3 separate regions of the Mus musculus genome follow, and all the other regions are linked to region 3. The links are chromatin loops, found by intact Hi-C in ENCODE. Cell type or tissue: heart. All regions are shown on one strand.

What was found. Peaks named below come from ENCODE experiments on the same cell type or tissue, not always from the same donor. Only the 100,000 strongest peaks of a DNase experiment are listed, where the experiment ranks them.
Region 1: it touches region 3 in a loop (2.3-fold over the local background); 4 of 42 quality-filtered maps call a loop at or near these places.
Region 2: a loop joins it to region 3, with 2.5 times the contacts of the local background. A loop is called at or near these places in 14 of 42 quality-filtered maps.

What each region holds. Positions count from the first base shown.
Region 1 is chr12:35,519,747-35,527,746 of GRCm38, forward strand. It overlaps Ahr (aryl-hydrocarbon receptor), which reads right to left. Exons shown (of 11, transcript NM_013464.4): 2 at 6,935-7,122. Among named protein-coding and RNA genes, the nearest start is that of Ahr, 11 kb to the right of the region's middle. In heart, no CTCF peak of the experiment used is centred here; a DNase peak (open chromatin) is centred at 3,185.
Region 2 is chr12:36,153,509-36,161,508 of GRCm38, forward strand. Bzw2 (basic leucine zipper and W2 domains 2) reads right to left here and starts at 3,317. Exons shown (of 12, transcript NM_025840.3): 1 at 3,160-3,317. It overlaps Ankmy2 (ankyrin repeat and MYND domain containing 2), which reads left to right and starts at 3,616. Exons shown (of 10, transcript NM_146033.3): 1 at 3,616-3,915. The coding sequence starts at 3,849. In heart, a CTCF peak has its summit at 3,169; DNase peaks (open chromatin) are centred at 1,683, 3,223, 3,623 and 4,433; H3K4me3 peaks cover 4,184 bases; H3K27ac peaks cover 3,817 bases.
Region 3 is chr12:36,037,495-36,045,494 of GRCm38, forward strand. It overlaps Tspan13 (tetraspanin 13), which reads right to left and starts at 4,984. Exons shown (of 6, transcript NM_025359.3): 1 at 4,757-4,984. The coding sequence starts at 4,819. In heart, CTCF peaks have their summits at 4,360 and 4,991; DNase peaks (open chromatin) are centred at 3,707, 4,347 and 5,067; H3K4me3 peaks cover 1,995 bases; H3K27ac peaks cover 1,301 bases.

The DNA.
Region 1 (8,000 bases), 520 kb before region 3:
TTTATAACATTTATCACTTCCTATCATTAATTATTATGACAAGAAAGTTAAATTCCTTGACAACACTGGTGTACACATAAGAATGACTTAGCTAATTTGACAAAACACATAAACATATATATATGTGTGTGTGTATAATAGAATGGCTTAAGAAACACGGTTTTTATTAATTTAACAAAAATAACTCCAAATCAGTTTATATGAATGAATAAATTTCCAAATTATATGTCCCTAAAGGAAGTTTTCTATATAGATTGAGAAACAAGATACATTTTACTTTAACACACTGTAAGGTTTTCTTCTGCATATGACATGTATTCTTTTTAAAATGTATTATTGTGTGTAAGTGTGTTTTTCCTGCATGTATGTCTATGTACCACATGGATGCTAGTCCTCTCAGAAGAGGGCATTGGATCCCCAGAGACACTTGTGAGCCCTCATATGGGTACTGGGAATCAAACCTGGGTCTTCCAGAAAGCAGTAAGTGCTCCTAGCCACTGAGCCTCCTCTGCTGCCCCGAAGTGTGTTTCTTGGAGGCAAGGGGGGAATTGTGTTTGTGTTGTGATTATTGGAAGGTTATTGTTTTAAGCAGATCATTTTTAAAGTGCAAAGGCCTTAAAAGTTAGTTCTATTCCAAATTTCAAGTGAAAACTCACTTCCAAAGACCTTGTTATCACACTCCATATTATGCCTGTGGTCAGATGCAGTACTTCTATGCATTAACACAACCATAGTAGAAATGTCTGCTTGTGTGTGGCCTTTGGCGGGGCTGTTAACAGCCTGAGGCATGTTGTTACCTTGACCCAACAAGAGTGAAGTTCAAGCATAACTTGAAATGCAGAATGTGACTAATACATTATACCAGTTACTATGAAACTTCCCCAGACATTAGAATCATCCGGAAGGCATGTTATCTCACAGATTGGGCCCTGTCAACTGCTGACTCCATGGCCCTAAGATGACACACTCCATGGGTCACACCAATAATCCCAGGCAACTCTACAAATCACACGCCTCTCTCTGAAGACCAATGGCAGAGGATCTAGACTTAGGAAAATAATTTAGAAATCTCCTAGCTTGCTAGATTTTCTAAGTTTATTGTAGGCTTAGTACATACATTTACTAGTATGACATTAAGAGATAACTCTTAACAATTTTACCAAGACAAAAACTGCAGCACACCATTAAAACTGACACACAGGGTGAGTGCGCAAACAACACACTGTGTCCATGGCTAGCACCCTCCCCAAACAAGCAACAGCTCTCTTTCCGGAGAACATCTAGACTTGAGCAATGTGCCATTTCTAACAAGAGAAAATGTCATAGGCAAGAATGACCATCCACTCCACTAAGAGCTCGTATGAGCTCGTTAGCAATTCCCATCTGAGTTAAAGTGTAGCATCACTTCCACAGACGAGTTCATAGGTGATATTAACATTGGGTCTAAGGGTCCCTAGGCCAGTCACAAGGCGTTCTCTGTTAAAACAAATGTCAGTATTCTATAGGACAGATGAGTAACTCACATGAGAACAACTGCAATTATAGAATCCATTCACAGAGCTCTTACTGTCAGCATTAAGCCACTTCAGACCTCAGAACAGGCACACCTGGTTCACACAGAAGAGGTAACGGCCGTGTGACACAGAATGGTTAAACATCCTCTCAAAGTCAGATTGGCATACCGGGAGGTGGGCCTTACCTGACTGACATGTGCCTCACCTGCCTGTTCACCCCCATCTTAAGGCACATGTCCTCTGCCGTGTACAGTCTCCATGACATGGAAAGGAGACATTACGAACCCAGGAACTGATGGAATATTCAGAAGAGACTTTGGACTTTTAAACAGACTTTTGAGATTGTGAAAAACCATGGGGACTTTTGAAGTTACACTGAATGCACTTTGTATTATGCTATGGCTACAAGCCTATGGGAGCCAGGGAGTAGAATGATATGGTTTGAATGAGAATGGGCCCCATATTTGAGTGCTCCATCTCCTGTTAGTGGAGCTGTTTGAGAAACATTAGGGGGTGGGCCTTATTGAAGTAGCAGTGTCACTAAAAGTGGGCCTGGGGGTTTCAAAAGCCCAACCAGGCCCAGACTTGCTCTTTCTCTGACCACAACCTATAGATCAGATGTGGGCTCTCCATTACTGCCTTCTTCGGTCTTCTCCATCATAGCTCACCCTCTGAAAGTAAGAAATCTCCCAGTTAAACGCTTTCTTTTATACGTTGGCCTTGGAAATGGTGTTTCATCACATAGACAATAAGCCTAACTAGGACAACATCCAAATGTAGAGCAGTTTGAACAAACTATTTACATCCTGAAAATTTCAATAAGTAATAAGAAAACCTCATTCAAAATATAGACATCAAAATTACACTTCTTAAGAATAAATTATTAGCTGACCGTGGTAGTGAACACCTCTAATCCTAGCACTCAAAAGGCAGAGGCAGATCTCTGAGTTCAAGTCTAGTCTGCTGTACAAAGTAATTTCTAGGACAGTGAGACTACCAAGAGAAACCACGTCTTGAAAAAAACTAACTAACTAACTAAAATCCTGTGGTTGATCTTTTTATCCCTTGTGAGGCAGTAGCTCCTGCTTGATCATTGTTCAACAGACATGATACAGGAGAAATGGCCTCTCTGTTAACATAAGCCAATTCTAAGACCTGGATACAGCCACCAAAATCCATGTATTCATAAATAAAGTTCTACTGATCATAGTCATTGAACTTCTTGAATACTTTCTGCATTGGACATAATAGACTCAAATAGTTTCAAAGAGACGGCTTCAAACCTCACACTACCTAAAACACGAGTAAGAGGTATTAAGTACTTAAAAGTTAAATTCAGGGATGTCTCAATTAACTAGAAAAGTATAAATATTAATGTTGTACCTAACATTCAACTGCTGCTTTTCGGACAGTTCAACTGTAAGAAGATCGATTCATGCCGTATTATTTGAACTTGCAATAAATAGATGTATTTTCTTGGAAAAATATCTATTGTTATAGTAAAACTTGAGTTTCCTTTCTAGCAAGATTGTATGATTACTCGTTTATATTGTTCTTTCCGCAGGAATTTACACACCCCCTGTTTGCATCCTGTTATTCATTTGGAGCTTCCCTTCGCTTCACTACACTGTTTCCCTGATAGCAGGATGGTGAGGCTGAGTGTGGATAGGTCCCTCAGGACAGCCGGGAGCTCTATCATGTCCCCTGGGTTGCACACCACAGTTCTGTTCGTAAAGGTACTATGCTCCTGACATTTTCTTCTAGGTCCTCGGACACACTGCAGGGGCCATGGATGGTCCTTAGAAGACATGTGGTCATTTGGGTTTTAGCTGGCTTTTACCCCCCCACACACACTTTCCATTAAACCCTATGTCCATATATCGAACAGCTTGAGCTACTGTTCAAAGTGTATAAACATCCTTAAACTACACACACACACACACACACAAAACCTTCCTTAGCATTTTGTATGTTGGGATTTTTCCTTTCAAGAGCATAGAAAACAACCTTTAAAAATTCGCTCTGGGCACAATGGAACCCAAACTAAGACTCTGTCACATGCTTGTTAACATATTTGCTCAAATACCGATTCCTTGGTTTTCTAGAGAAGTGACTGAATCGGCATAGACGAGGCCTGCTCTAGAAGGCTCAACAAAGTTTCCAGCTAGGTCTTATGTACACGGAAGTGTAAAACCAGCAAAGTAGCCTAAAAGTAAGCATGATGTAATTGGTGAGGAATAATACAAATAAGTAGTAAACCTGAATAAAAATCTAACTAGTTAATGAAGGGCTAAGAAAACACTTTTAATGTGCCTGGCACTGGTAATGAGGCTGACTTGGGGGAAACAAGACACATGTCCATCATGCATGTGTGTGAACCTACATATATGCATCTGTTTTAAAGATAGCAATTATGTAGTGCTTGTATGGCAACGTGTATGGTTATTCTAAGCAGCTTCAGGGCCATCCTCCTGCCTCTAAAGAGGGGACAATGCATGTACTTTCTCAAACATCATAAACTTTATTTTGCATACACACAAACAAATCAACATTCATCGTAAAGGCACAAGCACTGAAATGTACGATGATTCAAGTCAATAAACTCTCCCAGAGTTGAGCCTGAAGCCCCTGTGCATGAAATTCTCTAAGGGCAGAGATACCCCCTGTGTCAGGGAAGAGTGAAGTGGATCTGGTGCAGCAGGAATCACAACCTATGAGCCAGGTTCAGGCTATGAAGTTGGCAGGAGCTCAAGGTTACAGTCCACAGCAGTGGCTCACAGGGAAAGTTCCTACGGGGCCAGTATCTTTAACAAGCCCCCATTAGTGCTGAAGCTGCTTGTCCGGAGACTATGGGCGGTGGTGGTGGTGGTGGTGGTGGTGGTGGTGGTGGTGGTGGTGGTGGTGGTGGGACAGGCCTTCATCCCAGCACACAGCAAGTCCTAGGACTTTGCAGAGATGGAGGGATAGAGATAGAGTTAGAAACAATAAAAGGAATCCAGAAACCTGGGCTCAGCGATAGCTCTCCCAGGATGAGGCTCTAGCAGGACACCCAGGCACAGCAGTGGTGTGCACAGTGACACAGAGTGAAGGGCTCAGTGCGATGGAACTGAAAGGGAGGAATCTTTTTAAACGGACTGTTAAGTGTCTTCTATGAAACTAAGCATGATCCCACCACTGTAGGACTCTACATTACTAGACCACGTGGAATCACTGTGGTCAGATTCTGTACACTACAGACCATATGGAATGACCACTGTAGGAGTTGGTGTACACTATAGATCACAAGGAATCATTACTATAGAACTACGTAAATTACTGGCCACATGGAATCACTACTGTGGGAGTCACTGTATACTACAGGCCATGTGGAATCACTACTGTAAGAGTCGCTGTACACTGTAGATCACATGGAATCACTACCGTATGAGTAGGTGTTCACTATAGACCACATGGAATCACTATTGTCAGACTCTGTACGCTACAAACCACACGGAATCACTACTGTAGAACTCAGTGTCCACTCTAAACCACTGGAATGGCCACTATAGGGCTCAGTGTACAACCACATGAAATCGCTGTTCTAGGTGTCTGTGGGCACTGACAGAACGCTTTTGTAAAAAAAATTACACTTGTTAAGAAAATACACAACTGTGCAAGCAAAAGTTGCTCAAATCAAAGACATTAAATCATATAAACACACATCTGAAGGGGGATGACGGTCTTTGCAGTCCTCTGAGACACATTACAGATATGAGGAGGTGCTGCCTGGTGACCTGGATGGCCATTTTTAGTGTCATCTGAGCTTGCAGAAGGGGAGACTTCTGCATCTCATTGTGATGCCTAGTGACGTATAAGCACACAACAGTTTGAGGTCTTGCTATTAATCCATTCACTACAATTCGTGAAAGAATATGATCCCTTAAATAGCACATGCCTTAATAACTCAATTTTTTATGAACATAAAAAGAAAAAATAAGGCCTTGGGAAATGGCTTAGCAAGAAAGATTCCTTGCTATTTCAGCATGGTGTCTAAAGTTCAAATCCCTAGAATGCATGTAAAAGATAATTAAGGAATTACTATGCAAGATAAATTATGTTAGAAGATTAATTTCAAACAGGAATTCCATTTTGGAATTACTGTGGTGATGAAGTGCTGGATGACTGACATGTAACAGACAACACTGAACCATGCAGGCCGCACTGCCACCCTCACAGCTGAGTGCACGGTAAAGCACAGGGGGCTCCCTGGCACAGTTAAAGTCAAGGAGCTGGCCAGTGGCACTGTGGAGAATGAAACCCGACACTGTTGATTCCATAGTTAAGTGTTCTTTCTGACCATAAACCATTTTGACTACATTTTCTTGACGCTAACATACATTAATTTAAAGCTGTCGAAGTCTATATAACTTTGAAAGGCTAAATGAATAAATATACAGAAAATATAGGAATAATAGATTACTATCTCCTGTGTGTGTATGTGGGGAGGAGAGAAAGGTGTATATTAATTTGTATGTGTCAAAGAGAGATAGAAATGGGGAGAGGGAAAGAATGTCAAAGAAAGTGGGTGTTTGTGTGTGTGCATGTGTGACAGAGAGTGTGTGTGTGTGTGTGTCACAGAAAGAGTGTGTGTGCATCAGAGGGAGATGAAGTATGTGTATGTATGTGTGAGAGAGAAAGAGACAAAGAGAGGCAAAGAAGGAGAGAGAAAAGCATATATGTGTGTCAGAGAAAGCATATGTGTGTGTTTGTGTGCATGAGTGAGAGAGAGAATGAGAGAGAGAGAGAGAGAGAGAGAGAGAGAGAGAGAGAGAGAGAGAGAGAGAGAGAGAAGGGTACAAGTGCACATGCCTGCATGCACACATGCCTACATGCAGAGGCCACAGGAAGACTTTGTGTACCCTTCCCTATCACTCTTGCCTTATTCCCACTGAACCTGCAAATAAGCTGGCAGCCAGCAGGCCTAGAGTCCTGTCTCTGTTCCCCACAGTGCTAAGGTTAAAGTCATGCAAGGCAACACATTAAGTGGGTATTGGAGATTTGAACGCAGATCTGCATTGTTTACACACCAAATCCTCTCTCGTCCACTGAGCCAGCCCCAGTCCTAGCCCCAATCAGTCTTAAAGTACTTTATTATTTCTTTGTAAAAATGAAACCTGAGTATAATTTCTAAATACATGACTTTCAAAGAATGATAGCATGTACCATCCAAACAGCTCCATTGTCCATCAATGAAACAGGAAAGTTAGTAACAGTTACACATTTAGCTTTGTTGGTTCATTATTTTCTACGACAATAAATACAACATTTGCACTCATGGATAGTTTTTTTTTTTTTTTTTTGTCTTGTCACCAACATTTAAAGGACCACATTTAACTTTAGTATTCTGTGAGTTACTGTAAAAGTCAGTCACCCTGACATACCATCAAAGAAGCTCTTGGCCCTCAGGTAGCTGACGCTGAGCCTAAGAACAGAGAGTTTGTCCAGCTTATTAATAACATCTTGCGGGAAGGGCAGCAGGCTGGCCAGGCGGTCTAACTCTGTGTTCAGCCGGTCTCTGTGTCGCTTAGAAGGATTTGACTTAATTCCTTCAGCGGGGATGGGCTTTACTCTGAAAAACAAAGAATAAGGAAAACCTTTAGAAAACAGAGCAAAAGTGTCTAACATTAAAACGTCCCCTCAGGGACTGCTCTACCGACGAAACATGAAGTAATTCTCAATAAACCCCTCTACTATACTGCTACCCAACTTTTCTTTTTCTCACCAGCACAACTATGAAATAACTATGAGATAATACCAAACACTGCCAAAAAATACCAAGAAATCCATAGCATTCATGCAAAAATATACTAAAACCACTGAGCTGTCCAAAAAAAAAAAAAAAAATAGGTATTTTCATACTGAAAGAGCCTTTAAGTTAAAAAAAAAAACGATTTTAAAGCAAATTTTACCTAGAAAAACTACTAGTAAGCATGCATTTGGCTTTTGAAATTGTAATGCTGAGTGACTTACCTAGTTAATCATTTACATATTGCAGGTAAGCACAGATTCTCAAATTTCCACTTCCTTAATTCCCCTTAAAGATTTGAGTTAGTCTTCTCACGCAGACTAAGTAAGATTAACTACGCTGTTATCACAGTTACTTTTATGACCTCAATACAGAACCACTGATAATCTCTTCTGGATTGGATTTCAGACCTGCTCTATGAGATGGCCTGTTCCTGACACAAGATCGAGCCCAAGAACCTGTGGCTAGATAGGATCCCAGGGGAAAACCTATTGCTATTATGCTCTTAAATGGACACAGCAATAAAATGACTCCTAATGACTTATTGCTCCACCCACTGATAAGTGCGTTGCTCAACTCTCGCCACAGAAGCTCCTTTTTGTAGGAGATAGCCAAGAACGGACACACCCACAAGTGGCAAACGTGCAGCAAGAAGAAGGAGAGGAAGGAGTGTGCTCGACCCTAGTTGGGATGTTTACAAC
Region 2 (8,000 bases), 120 kb after region 3:
CTTACTCAGTGACCAGTGAAAGGGTGATTGTGTTTGGTGTTTACCCAACTGAGAGTTCCTTGAAATAGCCAGGTGGGAAGAGGACTCCATGGCAGATGCCAAGGAGTAGAAAATGAGGTCATAGGATACACATGACATTTCAGAGAGTAGTGGTTTCTAAAAGAGTTTAAAGATGAGGACAGAAACAGGGGAGACTATCATATGTGTGTATATACATAATATATATACATATATATATATTCCCATTATGTAATAGTATGTTAATATGGTTTCTTTTTTTTTTTTTTTTTAAGGAAAAAAAGCCATGGAAATAGACACATAAACTACAAATATCCATCTCAAGAAGGCTGGGGGTAAAGGAGAAGAAGGAGGCCCAGGGAACAAGGAGGAAGGAGGCTTGCACCTATGGCATGTTGGCTCACATAAACATCATATAGACCAGCAGCCATGGCATACTGGCTCACATACACATCATATAGACCAGCCAGGCACAAGGAAGTGTCCTTCCCCACTTAGCGCCGCCAAGCACAGGAAGAAGAGCGAGGAGACTAAAGTTGTGTGCTAAGCAAAGTCTTAAATCCTGTGACAAATAGCTGAAGGAGTTATTCGACATACCAAAGTCAACCTAGTGGCCAAGGTTCTCCCAGCATCCCTCAGTCCTTACCTGTTATAGGGTTTGACTGGCATCCCCTGTCGTCTACATGAACTCTCCAGTGCAAGGGCTGGGCTGCCCTTCCCTCAGAGGTTCTTCCCTATATAATCCAGCCATGTCGGTTACCTGTTTCTTTTGCCCTCTTGGCTGCTGTACCTGGTTCTCCTCTCTGCCCTCTCCTTACATGGCTCTGGGTCACATCCACTCTGGATTCTCCCAGATATCTAATAAACTTTCTCCTCCAGCATTCATAGGAACAGTCATGGTTTTCCTTTTTATTTCTTTTTCTCCCCATTCAGTTTGGCTGTGTTTTTATTTGTTTTATTTTTAATCTCTAAGTCAGGGTTTTACTGTGTAACATAGCCCTGTCTAGCAGCTCTGTAGAAAGATTTGCTTGCCTTTGCTTCCAGAATACTGAGATTAGAGGTGTGTACCACCATACCCCGAGAAAGGTTTTTACAGACGGATCAGAAAGAATCTAATTCCAGATTCCATACTTTCCAAATGTGGGGCTGTGGGCAAATTAACCTCCTTTAGTTTCTGTTCATACGTTCATAAATGAAGATAATACTGGCTGATTCCTGGCATATAGCGACAATGGTTAAAATAATCCTATGCACAGCATCTGGCAGACTATCTGGGACAGATTAGATAGTCAAAATGAATAGTTATTTCATTATCAATAGAGTTCTTTAATGAGAACACATTTCAATAAGCTCATTAGCTAATCTAATTTTGACATTAAATATTTATGCTACGATTGAAACCCTTCTGAACACTCTCCATTAGGTATCTGGTTCCAAAATTCAAACTGAACATAGGATTTATCTGCACTTCTGGGTGGGTGTTTTCCTTTGTCCGTAAATATCATCAACTCTAAATGAAAGCCATGCATTCAGAAGACGAAATACCCACCAGGTGCTTAAAACACAACCTAATGTTTCCATCGGTCGAGGAACTGACAACCCCAGGGAGACAAACAGGTGTGACCTTCAAGTAACCATGGCCCAGATTTGGCACCAGAGATGGAAACCCTGGCAGTTAAGTACCCAATTCTGTCTCTGCATCTGATGAAATGATGTGTAGTCACATGGCGAGGTTACTCTCAGGCATTTTCTTAGGTCTGTGGCTACTACCTCTGGCACATTAATTGCTGTGGCGGTAGCATTATGTGTTACACAACACTGGTCACTCTCACAAGCCCTACTGCTTGTTTGAACAGCTACATCATTTTTAAAGCATCATCAAACAAAAGTTTCTTTGTTATATATTGAGATGAATAATTACCAACCATTTTCATGGGAGAATCTATCTGCTCCTCCCTCCCCAAGCTGAAGCTCATGTCTGTCGGTGGCTGTTGGGGGATGGGCAGCGGGAGTTTAGAAAAGATTTTGGTTAAAGATAAGAGATAGGGAACGTCATCTGTGGGTCTCTGAAGTGCTAGTACGCGCTTTGAGCAAAACGAGGTAGAGGGGCCACAGGAAAAGGCATTTCACATCATTCTTGGCACCGTGGAATGAAAGAGCGATCCTGGGGCTACTTAATAAAAACCACCTACATGATTATTCAAGTATTTCTCCCTAGCACAATTGTGTTTTAACGGAAACATCAATACCAGTCTGTTGAGAAACAACAGCAAAACTAAACAGTCATTTCCGAAGAAGCAGTGATTGACGCTGTAGAACGCTACAGATAAGCATCTTGGAGGAATGATTGAATATTTTCTTAAGCGTACCTTGCATCGGAGGCACAGAAAGGTACACACGATATTCACCTCTTATCTACCTACGGTGGACGCTCCAGGAGCCACACCACAGTTGAATGAAGGCTGGATTAAGAAACTAATCTAAGGCTATATATAGACAGCAACACCAATTTAATCCCCGCCCTCTCCAGCCTACCCTCCCTAGTTCCATAAATCCCCAAACCTGAGTTATAAAGACAGGCAGCTCTCTCAGAGCAAAAAAGACCCCCACACCCCAACAAAGTATCAGAGCAGTTGTAAGTCGCTTCTAAATATCCTTAGCGAACACCACAGGTCCAGGTTCCATGGCTTCCACAGAGGGCAAGAAATGACAGACAAGTACTGGGGAGGGCTAGGTTTGCAAAAAGAAATTTACCTTCTCCGAGCCTCTCCCAGTGTCGCTGGTCATGGGGTGTTCCCCTCACCTCCCGGCAGTGGGCCTCCCCGGGGATCGCCACGCACGAGACCATGTGCACCCGCCACTTTCACCGCGTGGCCAGCTTACGGCCGGCCCGCGGTCCCCGGAGCTCTTGGGGCGGACAAACGTAGCGAGGTCTAGGTCTCGCTCGAGAGGCACTAATACACAGTACGTGCATGGATGATGGCGCGGCGCGGGGGCTCCTCTATGAAGAGGAAGGCAACCGCCCCAGGTGGCACATGCTTCCTCCACGCCAGCTCCAGCCCGCTGGGACCCCTTGGCTCGGAGGCGGTCACTGCTCGCTCAACTCTCAGGCTCCCGCCGCCCCACCTGATCACCTCTTACCTGTCCAAGGAGGGAGCGACGACGCGCGAGACTGGTGGCTGCGGCGGATCCTGCAGCAGCAGTGGCGGCGGCAGTGGCTGAGGCAGACAATGGAGGAGTGAAGGACAGACACATTGACACAGACACACAGAACCCGGTGTAGCTCCGCCTCCTGCCCCGGCCCCGCCCTATCCCCGCCCCTTGCCCGAACCGCGCCACTCTTAGGGGCAGTGCAGCCCGTCTAGCTGCATCCCAATGCCTCCGCACGTGCCCACAGAAGTCACTACCAGGCAGAGAACTTCTATCCTTAGAATCCAAGGAACCCTGTGTCCCTGTACTTCTTAATAGGTTATCATGGGAATAGGAAACCTAGAAGATGTATTGAATCCCCTTCCAAATGTCTCCTTTTGGTTTGGACCTCGTAGGTTGCTCCAATTGGAGTCGCTTGCTGCCTCTTGCAGCTCCTCCTCCCGACCTGGCCATTGAGGCGCGGGGGCGGGACTTGTGGAGAGCGCCAGCCCGGCTCGCTCAAGCTCGCCGCACCCGCCAGCCCCCAGCCGTGAGACCCTAGCGACTCTGCCACTTCACTGGGCTGCTGCTCCGGCCTCGAGTTGCCTTGCTGTGGCGGTCTTCCACGACGCATACACGTCTCTTGTTTTTTTAAAAAACCTTTCCAAAGAAATAGAATAAGCGTCAAGCTGGCGGGAACGATGGGTCACATAAAGAAAGGCGAGCTGACCCAGGAGGAAAAGGAACTGCTGGAAGTGATCGGGAAAGGTACGGGTGCAGGGTTGGTATCCGGGTGCTGCACACCTGGTCTCAGGGCATTGAGGAGCCTGGAGCGCGCCCTAGGCCCGGAGGACCTTGGGCAACTTGCAATCCGGAAAAAGCCTTTCTGTCTCTGTCTGGGGACCGATTGCAGGGGCGGGGAGATGGGAGGCAGAAAAATTGAGGCCATCAGATCTAGGTTGCCGAGCTTAGACCTCTAAATCAGCTTTTTGGAAATCGACCGACTGTCACTACACATCTTAGACAGTCACGCGTGGCCCTGGGCGCCTGTCTTTGCGTATGCATGCTTGCCAGCTCATTGGATGTTTTGACCGTAATCAGTCAAGACCGCAGTGGCCTGGTAGTTCTAGGCTCCAAGTCGGGTGTATAAAGGGCCCTTTCGACTTCCGGAGGCTTAAGGATCTGGATCCCTTGCAGATCCCCGCCCCTGCTGCGGGTGGAGGGAGCTTTCAGCAACAGGGGTTCTTTATAAGGGCACAGAACTCGCTCTGCATGTTCCGCCCTGAGCTTTCTGCATCAAGGCCTTCTGTGGCTGGCTTCCTGTAGCCCAGGTCGGCGCAGGCACCCACAGACACGACTGACCTTGGTCCGATGTTAGACCTCAAGTGATCTTGTTGAGCTCCTTGGTGCTTCCCAGTCCACTTTGTGGATTCGAGCCACGCCTCCTCTGTGCAGCTTGCAGGAAGGAAGCCAACTAGAAGCCATGTTTCCCCACCAGTCCCTGAGTGCATGTCCCAAATGAGTTCCTGGCCGCATCCCCGTTACCTGGCAGGTAACATCAGCGTGACCACGTGCACTGTCACTTTGCTGAGAAGAGGATGCGGTGCCTGTGGGCATGATTAATGTGGATGCTTTAAGTGAAAAAATTAAACATGTGCCCTCGAATGACAGAGAAGCCAGACATTGTAATACAGAGCTCCTGGGTTTACAGTTTTCTACTTAGCCAAACTCATCTAGAATCACAGATAGGAAGACAAATGTATTCTTCCTAACAAGGACTGTCCACGTGTCTAAAGAGTATGAGAAGAGAAAACAATGGTTTGAACTCAGCAGGCGACTAGGAACTGATCTCACTTCTAAATCAGTCATGATTCTCACGGTAATCAATATTTGCTGGAAATCTCAGAGCTCTGGGTTGGATTTTTATTCTATGAACTGCATGGCTGTCAATGAGTTCTGGCTTTCATGCCGTCTCTAGGTTAGTTTCTTGCTCCCTTTAGTGGGTCTGGGATTTAGGTTAGTGAACTGGAGCCCCGGCTGTGTGCCTGTTGTACCAATCAAAATTAAGAGAGGACAGCTTTCAACCCATAATCCACCAGGGATAGGAATTCTGGTTTTAAACAAGCCAATGCTATCACATGTTCACTTGAAAGTGAAAACCCATTGGCAGCTGGAGAAAATATGTGTGTGAAAGGAGAAGTATGAATTCTTGGATGGATTTATTCTAAGGTTGTATCAAGCATAATTAGTGTGCTTATTACTTGTATTTCTTGGGCCACCTCATCCTCTAGGTTTGTGAGAGTACAGGTGCTGGCTTTCATTGGTTTAATCCCCTAAGCCTATGAACAAAGATACAAGGTGGATTTACTTAGTGATACATTCTTGTCATGTTCAGGATTTTGGATCGTTATTGCTCTCAGAAAATACTGGCAGATAGGAGAAGATCAGCCAACATTGACATTTTGAAGACATGGCATGTCCTCATCCATTTAATCTAGAAGAGCTAACGTTGGGTGTTTGTTTATTTTGTTTTCTCTGAATTGTAGTATGACGTATCATGGAATGGTCATTAACTGTGTGTCTGAATTAGGTGTGTGTGTGCGCGTGCGTGCGTGTGTGTGTGTGTGTGTGTGTGTGTGTGTGTGTGTGTGTGAATTTGACACAAGTTAGAGCCATCTAGGAAGAGGAGCATCCACGGAGAAAATATCTCCAATAAGTTATTTGAAGGCGAGTCTGTGCCAGCATCTTCTGGATTAATGATTGGTAAGAGAGAACCTTGCCCACCTGTGCCACAGGTGGACAGTTGGTCCTGTTCTGTTCTTTTGTTTTTTGGTTTTCTTCGAGACAGGGTTTTCTCTGTGTAGCTCTGGCTGTCTTGAAACTCACCGTGTAGACCAGGCTGGCCTTGAACTCAGAAATCTGCCTGCCTCTGCCTCCAAGTGCTGGGATTAAAGGGCGTGCGCCACCACAGCCCGGCTCAGGTCCTGGGTTCTTTAAGAAAGCAGGCTGAGAGCCGGGCGTGGTGGCGCACGCCTTTAATCCCAGCACTCGGGAGGCAGAGGCAGGCGGATTTCTGAGTTCGAGGCCAGCCTGGTCTACAAAGTGAGCTCCAGGACAGCCAGAGCTATAAAGAGAAACCCTGTCTCAAAAACAAAAAAACAAACAAACAAAAAAAAGAAAGCAGGCTGAGCCGTGGAGAGCGAGCTAGGGAGCAGCATCCCTCCATGGTCTCTCCATCAGTTCCTACCTCCCGCTACCGGCCTGGAGTTCCTGACTAGATGACTTCCTGCATGATGGAGAGTTACTTCCTCTCCAAGTTGCTTTTGAGCATGATCTTCTATCCCAGCAATAGAGAGCTAAGAAGGATACATACCATGCCAGTCTAATTTGTAATACCACCACTGCCATTCCCTGGTGGTTTGAACTTCTGCAGGTTACTTTTTCTGTGTCAGGTTCTTTGGTGGAAAATGGTATAATAGTCCCGACCCCAGCATTGTTGCAAGGTCCAAGTGAGCTTGTACCCTCTGCTGCCTGTGTTTTTGGTAAATATCTTTCCTTCAGAAAGATGGAAACTGGAGTGTGAGAACTTCTAGAAACCTTGCAGAAACCTACTGTTTTAAGACACAAGCTGTAGTAGATATAGTAGATTAAAAAAAAAAAGGTTTAAAAATATTTTTATTTTATCATTATTTTTATTTTTAATATTTTATTTTATAATATAATATAACATATAATAAAATATAGTATTATGTTTATATTATTATTATATTATTATTAAACTAAATCTACCTTTAAATAAATTTAAAATATTTTATGTGTATGTATATTTTTCTTGGCAAATGAAGGACCTCTTGTAGGCCAGAGGGTATCAGATCTCTTAGAAATGATGTTATAGGTGGTTGGGAGCCATGTGGATGCAATGGGTGCTGGGAACTGAATTCCAAACATTTGTAAGAGCAGTGTAGACTCTTTAAGTAATGCACTGTCTTTCTAGCCTCTAGTTGTCTGCTTAGAAATATTTTACAGTTTTATATGTGATGATAGCAAAAATTTATATCTATATATTTTTCTTTGAACATTAAGGCACTTGTGGGGCACACAAATAGCTTAGCGTGTAAGATTCTTTCTGAGCAAACTAAACAACTTGAGTTTGATCCCTGGAACCCACATGAAGATGGAGGAAGGACTGTCTCCATGAAGTTGTCTCTGATCTCCATGTGTGGACCATGGCATGTTCATAACCCCTTCACATACATCATCATACAGTTAAGGTGCTTGAAATATTTTTTCACAATTTTACCTATACACCAACATCATAGTAAATACCAACTCAAATTATGTTTTAAATGTTTCATTGGGTTTAGATGCCGTCAAGCATCCATTTTGAGAGTTGGGGGTGGTGGATTAGTGGTTAAGAGCACTTACTGCTCCCGAAGACCTGGGTTTGGTTCCCAGTGCTCACAAGCATTTGCAACTTCAGGGGAGTTCCAGGGCATCCAACTGCATCTCCTGGCTTCCTCATGCACCAGGCGGATTTGTGGTATATATACATACATGCAGGCAGAATGCTCATACACATAAATAAATAATTTTTCAAAATATATATTTTTGAGGTCCACTAAAAAGTTAATAAAATCTACGTACACCTAGGGCATAGCTCTGTGATAGAGCTCTCACCTGACCTGTTAATAAGGACCCAAGTTCAATCCCTAGCATGTCAAAATCGCAATAATTGCTCTGAATGAATGTATAGTAAGAAGAGCATGTTGGCTAGGGAGATGGCTCAGCAGGTACCAACACAGGCTGCTCTTCCTGAGACATAGGTTTCATTGCCAGCATCCACATGGTGGCTC
Region 3 (8,000 bases):
CTGTAGGGACTTAGTTTCAGTTCTGTGGTACTTGTTAAGTGTTTTCTACACACTAAATTATTTTATCTTTGCCACATTTCCGTGAGGGAAGAATAAAATATTATCAATTTGCAAATGAAAAGACTGTATGTAGATATTTAAAAAAAAATGCTGCTTGGTTTAGGGGTGGAGTTGGAAAGGCTGAGTTCCTGAATAAATCCAGAGACATTTTTCGATCAGATAGAATGAACTTTTTTTTCATTCTATTATAAAATATATCCCAATTTTATTTTTTTTAATTATGTCTATCCATTCACTGTGTGGGGTGGGTGGAGTACATGCGAGCCATGGTGCACATGTGATGCTCAGAGGATAACTTGCAAAAATCAGGACTTCCACCATGAGGGTCAAAAGGCTCAGCTCAGGGCCTCAGGCTCCCCTTAACACAACAATCATATTTTAGACATGTAAAAACAGATATCACTTATGTCTTCGGAAAATAGAGATGGGGCAATTTTTAATGCTTCAGGAGAACGCTCCCCAAAGCAAGCAAACATAATTCAGTGGGGAAGAGCGTGCTCAACAAGAGTAAAGCCCTGACATTAGTTGCTGGTACCAGAACGAAAAAGTAAATTTTCAAAAGGTTGCATATTTTAGCATGTTTATTTCATTTTGTATTATTTCCCATAAATAACAGCATAGTTTTCACTATATTTTTAACATTTATGAAAGTACTTTGACTTAAAACATTTCCAGAGGCTGGGGAGATGGTTTAGTAGTTGAAGGCTATGGCTACTCTTTCAGAGGATCCAGGTTCAACTCCCAGCATCTAACGCGGTGACTCACAACCGTCTGTAACTGCAGTTCCAAGGGACCCCATTCCTCTTCTAGCACTAAGTTCTTACAGTGCACAGACATATTTGTATATAAATCGTCATACACATAAATAAGCATATTAACGTAAAAATATAACATGTTATAAAGCATGGTGGCAGATTTCTGTCATCCTGGTGCTTAGGAAACTGAGTCAGTGATCTCAAATACAAGAAGCATTGGAGCGACTATTTCTGAGATTGCTTGTAAATGAAGCATCAGGGACTTTAGATACAGATGATTCTGAAATTTCAGTTTTCAATGAAAATCTGAATGGCTGGCAACATAGTTAAACATCTGAAACCTTCCCTAACTCTTCCTATGAAATCTGGAGACAGTTTTAAAACGCTACTAATTTGAATTTGAGATATATGATAATTCTGTCTCATAACTGAAAGTAAAACGTATCCTTTTACCCTTGAAATTTTGGAATTCTGTGTAATAAGAACTTATGTATTTGACCGCTAAATAATTGAAAGAAAAACAGAAGCCAAGGCAGGAAGATTCCAAATTTTTTTGTTTTTTGTTGTTGTTGTTTGGCTTTTTGAGACAGGGTTTCTCTGTATAGCCCTGGCTGTCCTGGAACTCACTCTGTAGACCAGGCTGGCCTCGAACTCAGAAATCCGCCTGCCTCTGCTCCCCCCCTCCCCCTGAGTGCTGGGATTAAAGGCGTGCGCCACCACGCCCAACTAGATTCCAATTTTTTGGGCAGCCTGGGCTACATAGTTGAGTTCAAGGTCAGGCTAGGCAAGACCCTGTCTAAAAATAAATAAATGAAGTAGTTAATTTCCCAAACTAATTTTAATTTATATTTGTGTCCTAAAGATATGAAAGAGACTTGGAAACTATCTCTTCAAACCTCCTCAATTCAAACATCCCTTCTTTATTCCTAACTCAGAAAGTTTTTTCTCAGTCCTAAATTTTATGGTGTCTAAGCCTTTACACATCATTTAATATTCCCAACTAGATCCTTCATACTGGGCCAAAAATAGCATATATATATATATATATATATATATATATACTCATTCCCCCATGGATTTCAGTAGCGTAGAAGATAAACAAAAGTTTACTGGTAAAATACAGTCCTCAAGACCATATGCAATAAATGAGAAGCGGCCTCATCAAACATACTCACTTTAGAGTCCAGTTTGGTTTGCTCTTGCATTTCCAGGTTGAGACTCATGTCATCACAAACCAACTAACACTGTTGACTGAAGAAACTCATCATCTTTAAATATAGGAAGCTCTGAAGCAAGTGGCTCTGTTCCTTATGACACACCAATTCTACTTCCCCTTTTCATCTGCGTGTACAGATTGTTTACACACAGTACATTAACCCACGGTTATGTCAGTACTGCGATTCCCTCAGTTAAAAGACGCATGGCAGAAAAGAAAAATCCACCATTAACCGCTCTACAGTCACTGGATTCCCAAGACAAATTCAGGGATGTTCCTCCCATCGTGTTTGAGGGACCTGCTTTCTACTTCTAGACTGGTCACACTGAGAACTGTCTGGCTCACTTGAGGGCACACAGCTTGGCTGAGAGTGCCCCCGAGTTCTCAGAAAATGCTTCAAAGCAACAGCGGTGAAGTCTGACACAGGCATGCATGGGCCTTCCCGCCAGCTACCCTGGTTCTAACACTTGCAGAAATGACCTCATCTTTATCACTGCAGCACTGAGCAGAACACAAGCACTTACCAGGGCCAGAGTAGAACCTACAGAGGATCTTTTTATTCCCGTCCTAAAAAAAAAATACCTCCTAATCGCCAAATTCAACCCTGGTAGAAATCACACTTTTTTTTTTTTCATCTTCAAATGTTGAGGGAGAGACAGGGAAGAAGACACAGGTGTTTATGTTTAGCTAGATGTTAAAAATCAAGTCTACCCTTTCCTTCTGTTCACCTCGCTGTCATAGTCACTTTGCCTATTTGCAATGCTTAGGAGGAAATGTTTAGACAATAACTTCTTTTCCCTTTGTCTAAAACAGTCTAGGACTTTGAATGGCTAGCCATATTTATATTCCCATGAATTTCCAATTAATTTTCACTGCATACCTGATAAAAAATCAATAACACACACTTTGGAAGTCAATAATTTAGGGCAGATATTAAATAATCTTAACATATGCCTTTAGGGTCAACTTTTCTTTCTCCTGGCTTTCACGACACGCTGTAAATACTGCTGGAAATAATATACCTTAAAAGCAGTATTACTTGATTTGAAAAAAGAAAAAAGGTTCTTTTTTTTTTAAATGTATATATTGCACATTGATGTCTACAGATAGCCGAAGAGGCACAGAAGCAGCCACTGTACCCTGCACTGTGTGTAAGCAGACACTGTAAGATGGAGAATCAGGTAAACAGATGACTGAATCACTGAGGGGGGGAGGGGGACTCAGGCACAAAATAGAATGTGACGTTCTAAGCAGACCATTCATGTTAATAAGAGAAATTGTTCAAGAACGGATAGGAATTTACAATATAGCAATGTGGTAAGCATGCCTCACACCGCACAGGTGAACTTAATATGAAACTTGACATGGATTTCCAGTGACAGGAGCTGTTTCGCCACCATGTATTCTAGAATTTTTCTGCCAAGTGTACCATTTGTGAGCATGTTGACTGGATTCCCAGGAACTAGCCAGAAAAATATATACACCATCGGTGCCTATGTCAAAGCTTTGCCATCATTTTCAGACACACACCAGAAAAAAAAAAAAAAGGTAAAATGACCCGTGACCTGGTGTCTCTGCTTGTCAACCACAAGCGGCCTCTCTTGTCCATAGATGTAACCTAAGCTGGCCCAGATGGCCTGGCTCTGCTAATGCAGGGAAACTGGGTTTGTTTTCAGGGTGGGTGCTGCAAGCACCAGATGTATTTATAGAAGAGAACAAGTCTCCGATGGAATGAGATGACCGAAAGGAAGTTTCTTCCACGCAGGAGAGGCAGCTTGTGGAAAGGTCTAGATTCCACAGCTTGGTTCCAGTCCAGACTCTCCAACTACCAGTTATGAAAACTTAGTAAAGCCTTTTTTGGTCTTTACCGTTATAAAATTTAGACAACTGCGCTTGCCACAGATAGATAACAAATTGACAAATGAAAAGGCTGGGGTGGTGAAGGTTTTCAATAAACATCACCTCAACTTCCTGCTGTCCAGCCACAATTATGCCTCAAAAAAAAAAAAAATCAAACTGAGTTTTCCATGTTAAAGCTGGAAGGCATATGCTGATACGTAGGGAGGAAAAAATAAATAAAAAAATAAAAACGACTTGGGTGGAGGACTATATACTGAAGGACTTCGCCAAAAATGGAGCTAGAATATTGATAAAGGGGAAGGAAGATGGCATGGGAAAAGCATCAGGCGAATACCTCACGGGCAGAAACATCAACAAAGAGACTTTATGTAAGCACGAAACAAACTTCGGAAGCCACGGATATCCTGTGAACCTGCTCTATGGCCTCCATTCAAAAGGCAGCTTTTAGAGCTGTGCCAGAAGCGCGCCATCCACAGGCCGCCTGGTCCATCCCAGGCCCCACTATCCCGCAAACCTGTCCCCTAAGCCCGGGCTGCTCTCCAGCCTCCGAACCTCCAGATGGGATGGCCAGCCGAAAGCGTGCGGCTAGAGGGATTGAGATGGAAACCTGGGGATGGATGAAAGAATGGGGAGAGTGGGAAGGAACGCGAAAGTGAAGGGCTGCAGAGAGCAGGGCGAGGGGCGAGCGCCACAATGAAGGACGGGCGGAGACTGCGACAAGCAGGCTCGGGGTCCCGGGCGGGGGCTGCAGGCGAAACTGGGGCGTGGGAAGCCCGCAAGGGGCGCGGGATGGGGCGCAGGCGAATACTCAGGCGGGGAGGAGGCCGACGGCCCCCGCAGGTGCCACCGGGCGCGGGCTACTCACGGTATACAGCAGGTTGAGCGCGCACAGGCAGTTCTTGGAGCACGAGAAGCCCCCGCACACCATCGTGGCGCGTGGGCTAGCGGGTGCCTGCGGGTCGAGGCGTCTTCCGCCGGGCTGGGCGAGTAGCTTCTGGATCCTGGCCTCCTGAGCCTGTGGCCCGGGCTAGGCTCGGGGCTCGGGTTCGGGGTTCAGGATCAGGGCTGCAGTGCCGCGCCCGCAGCGGCTCCCACCCGCTCTGCAACCTGCGGCCGCAGCGGATCCGCCGATCGCGCGCCCCGCCCCGCCGCCTCGTCTCGCCCTGCACTCTGATTGGCCACTGCTAGGGAACAAAGGTAGAGATATGCAAATCAATGCGCTCTGGGGTCCGGGAGAGGCGGGGCAGCTCAGCGGAGGAGAAGGAGGAGGAGGAGGAGGGGGCCCCGAGACTGTCTGGAGGGAGCCGGCCTCTGGCTCACGAGACTGTGGCCTCTGTATAATTTCCCCCCTCCCAGGTGAACAGCAGAGGGCGGGGCTCCACGCTGGCAGGAGAAATGACAGCACCTCTCTCCATTCTTGCCCTGTGGGTGACGTGGCACCATTTTGAATGAGATGATAAAACAAATCGAAGCACCTGGCCTCGTTTGAATGAAAGAAAGACGACAAGAATGAAAGATTTACAGAGAACAGGGAAGGGGGCAATGAAAGGAAAAACATCAGTGAAAGACTAAAAAGAGCAAATAAAAACTAATTTCTCTCGACATAGGTAAGAAAGGTAACCTGTAATTGTGACAGATTTCAGATCAAGAGGACTTAATCTACAGGGATTTTTGAAATACTAATAAACCTTATGAATACATATGTGCAAAATAAATCAGGAGTCTTTATTCTTGTAGTGGGATCCTGGGTTTTAGGGGCCTATTTTTGCATAAATACAAGCTAGGAAGCCTTTCGATAACAGATTCAATTAATTTATCATCACTTTTGTTTGCTGCATCTTCATCCTGATTCCTAACCTCTAACTAGATTATTAGAAGTATATCATGCACTATTTGACAGACCCCCTTGCATAGAATAAAGTGTCCTATCAGATGCACCAGTGCGCCTGATGGTTTTAAGGCACTCACTACTGGGTTCCAACTGTTAAGCGGCAGTAAAGGCTTGGTATTTTCTATTTGGTATTTTCTATCAAAAGAAATTCTACCAATAGGTTTTATAAAGAGATTTTTAAGGGCCTTAAGAGTTGGCTCAGCTGTTATGGCACTTATTGCTTTTACAGAGGACCCCAACACCCAAATGGCACTCACAACACCTGTCTCTCCAGTCCTGGGGATCCAGTGCCCTCCTCTGACCTTAGTGGGCATCAAGCATGCACATGGTACACACATGCAGGCAAAACACTCGTAAAATAGTAAAATAGATCTTTTAAAAAGCGATTTTCAAATTTACTGTACATTTTGAGCCTAAAACTTCTCACGGTTAGGTGAATGTATGTCAAAAAACAAAAACAAAACAAAACAAAAAAAAAACCCAAAAAAAACAAACATAAAAATCATTGACTTAAACAAGTTAATTAAATACCTTCTCTTCAAATACTCCAGCCTATTTGTACTTCCTTTAGAACTCACCATGCAAATAAACACTCATGGATTTTACGTCTCTTGCAATCCTTATCAATCTTGTATGTATTCCCAGAAACATTTTTAAAAATTAGTATGGGAAATAACTCTGCACTCCAAACTATACTGCTCTACTTTTCTTTTTAAAATCCAGAATTTTAATACTTACATGGTGGTGCACGTCTTAAATTTCAGTACTCTGGAGGCAGAGGCAAGCAGATCTCTGTGAGTTTCAGGTCAGTCAACACTGCATAGGGAGACTCTGTTTTAAACTATATAAATAAAACTAAACTAAGCAGTTTACAAAGAAGTGTCAACAAGAAAATCTGAGACTCCAACACCAATATCCTATCCAAATAAAGCGTAAGCAGTTTTCAGGGTGGAAGTAACTACTTCAGTCTCAAGCTTTTCTTTTCTACATACTTCGTGTATTTTAAACATTCTGAAAGATTTGGGTGGGCAAGAGAATTGTATTTGGAAGTCAAGCTTGATAGCATATAGCTATAATCTCAACCCTGGGAAAGCAGAGGCAGGAGAATTATGAGTTGAAGACTAGCCTAGATGGAATAACAGAATCTATCTAAGAAAGAAAGAAAGAAAGAAAGAAAGAAAGAAAGAAAGAAAGAAAGAGAAAGAAAGAGAAAGAAAGAAAGAAAGAAAGAAAGAAAGAAAGAAAGAAAGAGAAAGAAAGAAAGAAAGAAAGAGAAAGAAAGAAAGAAAGAAAGAAAGAAAGAAAGAAAGAAAGAAAGAAAGGAAGAAAGGAAGAAAGGAAGACAGGATCGGACTCCCAGAACTCACAATTCCAGGGGATCCCACCACTCTGGCTTCAGTGCACACCTGCACTCAAGTGCACATATATTCACATCACCAAAAATAGCATGAATCAAAAGAAAATCTTTTGAAGTATCAAAAGGAAAGACATCCAGTGCTGAGGAGGTAGAGACAGGCAGATAGCTTCCTGGGGCTCACTAGCTGCCCAGTCTGGCCTATGCAGCAAGCTCTTAGGCCACCATGACTGTGTTGTAAAGTAGGGGGGAAGTGCCTGACGAATCATAGATACCTCAGGTTGTCTCCTTGCCTCCTCATGCACGCACACCTGTGCTTGAACACCTGCATGCATGCATGCTTTATCACACAGTCATGAATGCATACTCACATGTCCATGTGCACAGGCAAAATAAAAGCATGGCTTCAATCATTGTCCACTGCTTTAAACTGGTGTCTATTACATGGGCTGAGTTGTTAACTGACATAGGAAGGCAGGCTTCATAAAAAGTGTTTTGGTATGAAATACATGATTCTTTCATGAAGAAATAAATGAACTGGATCTTTATGCTACCCTCGGTAGACTAGTAAGGAAGTGATGTGCTGATTGCCTCCTACCCAGTCGATGGAGGAGACTGTTCAATCCACTTCTACACCCCAACCCTGTTCTTTTGTCCCTTTCCTGCTCCCTTTCATTCCTCGCTATCTTCCCTTGCTCCACTCGCTCTTTGTTCTTTCTCTCTCTGTAGCATTTGTTGTTATTGTTATTTTTTTTCTGAGACAAAGATATCTACTTATATAGCCCAAGCTAACATCAAATTGCATCCTCCTGCCTCAGCTTCCAGGTGTTGCAAAATACAGACATGGGCCACAACCATCAGCTG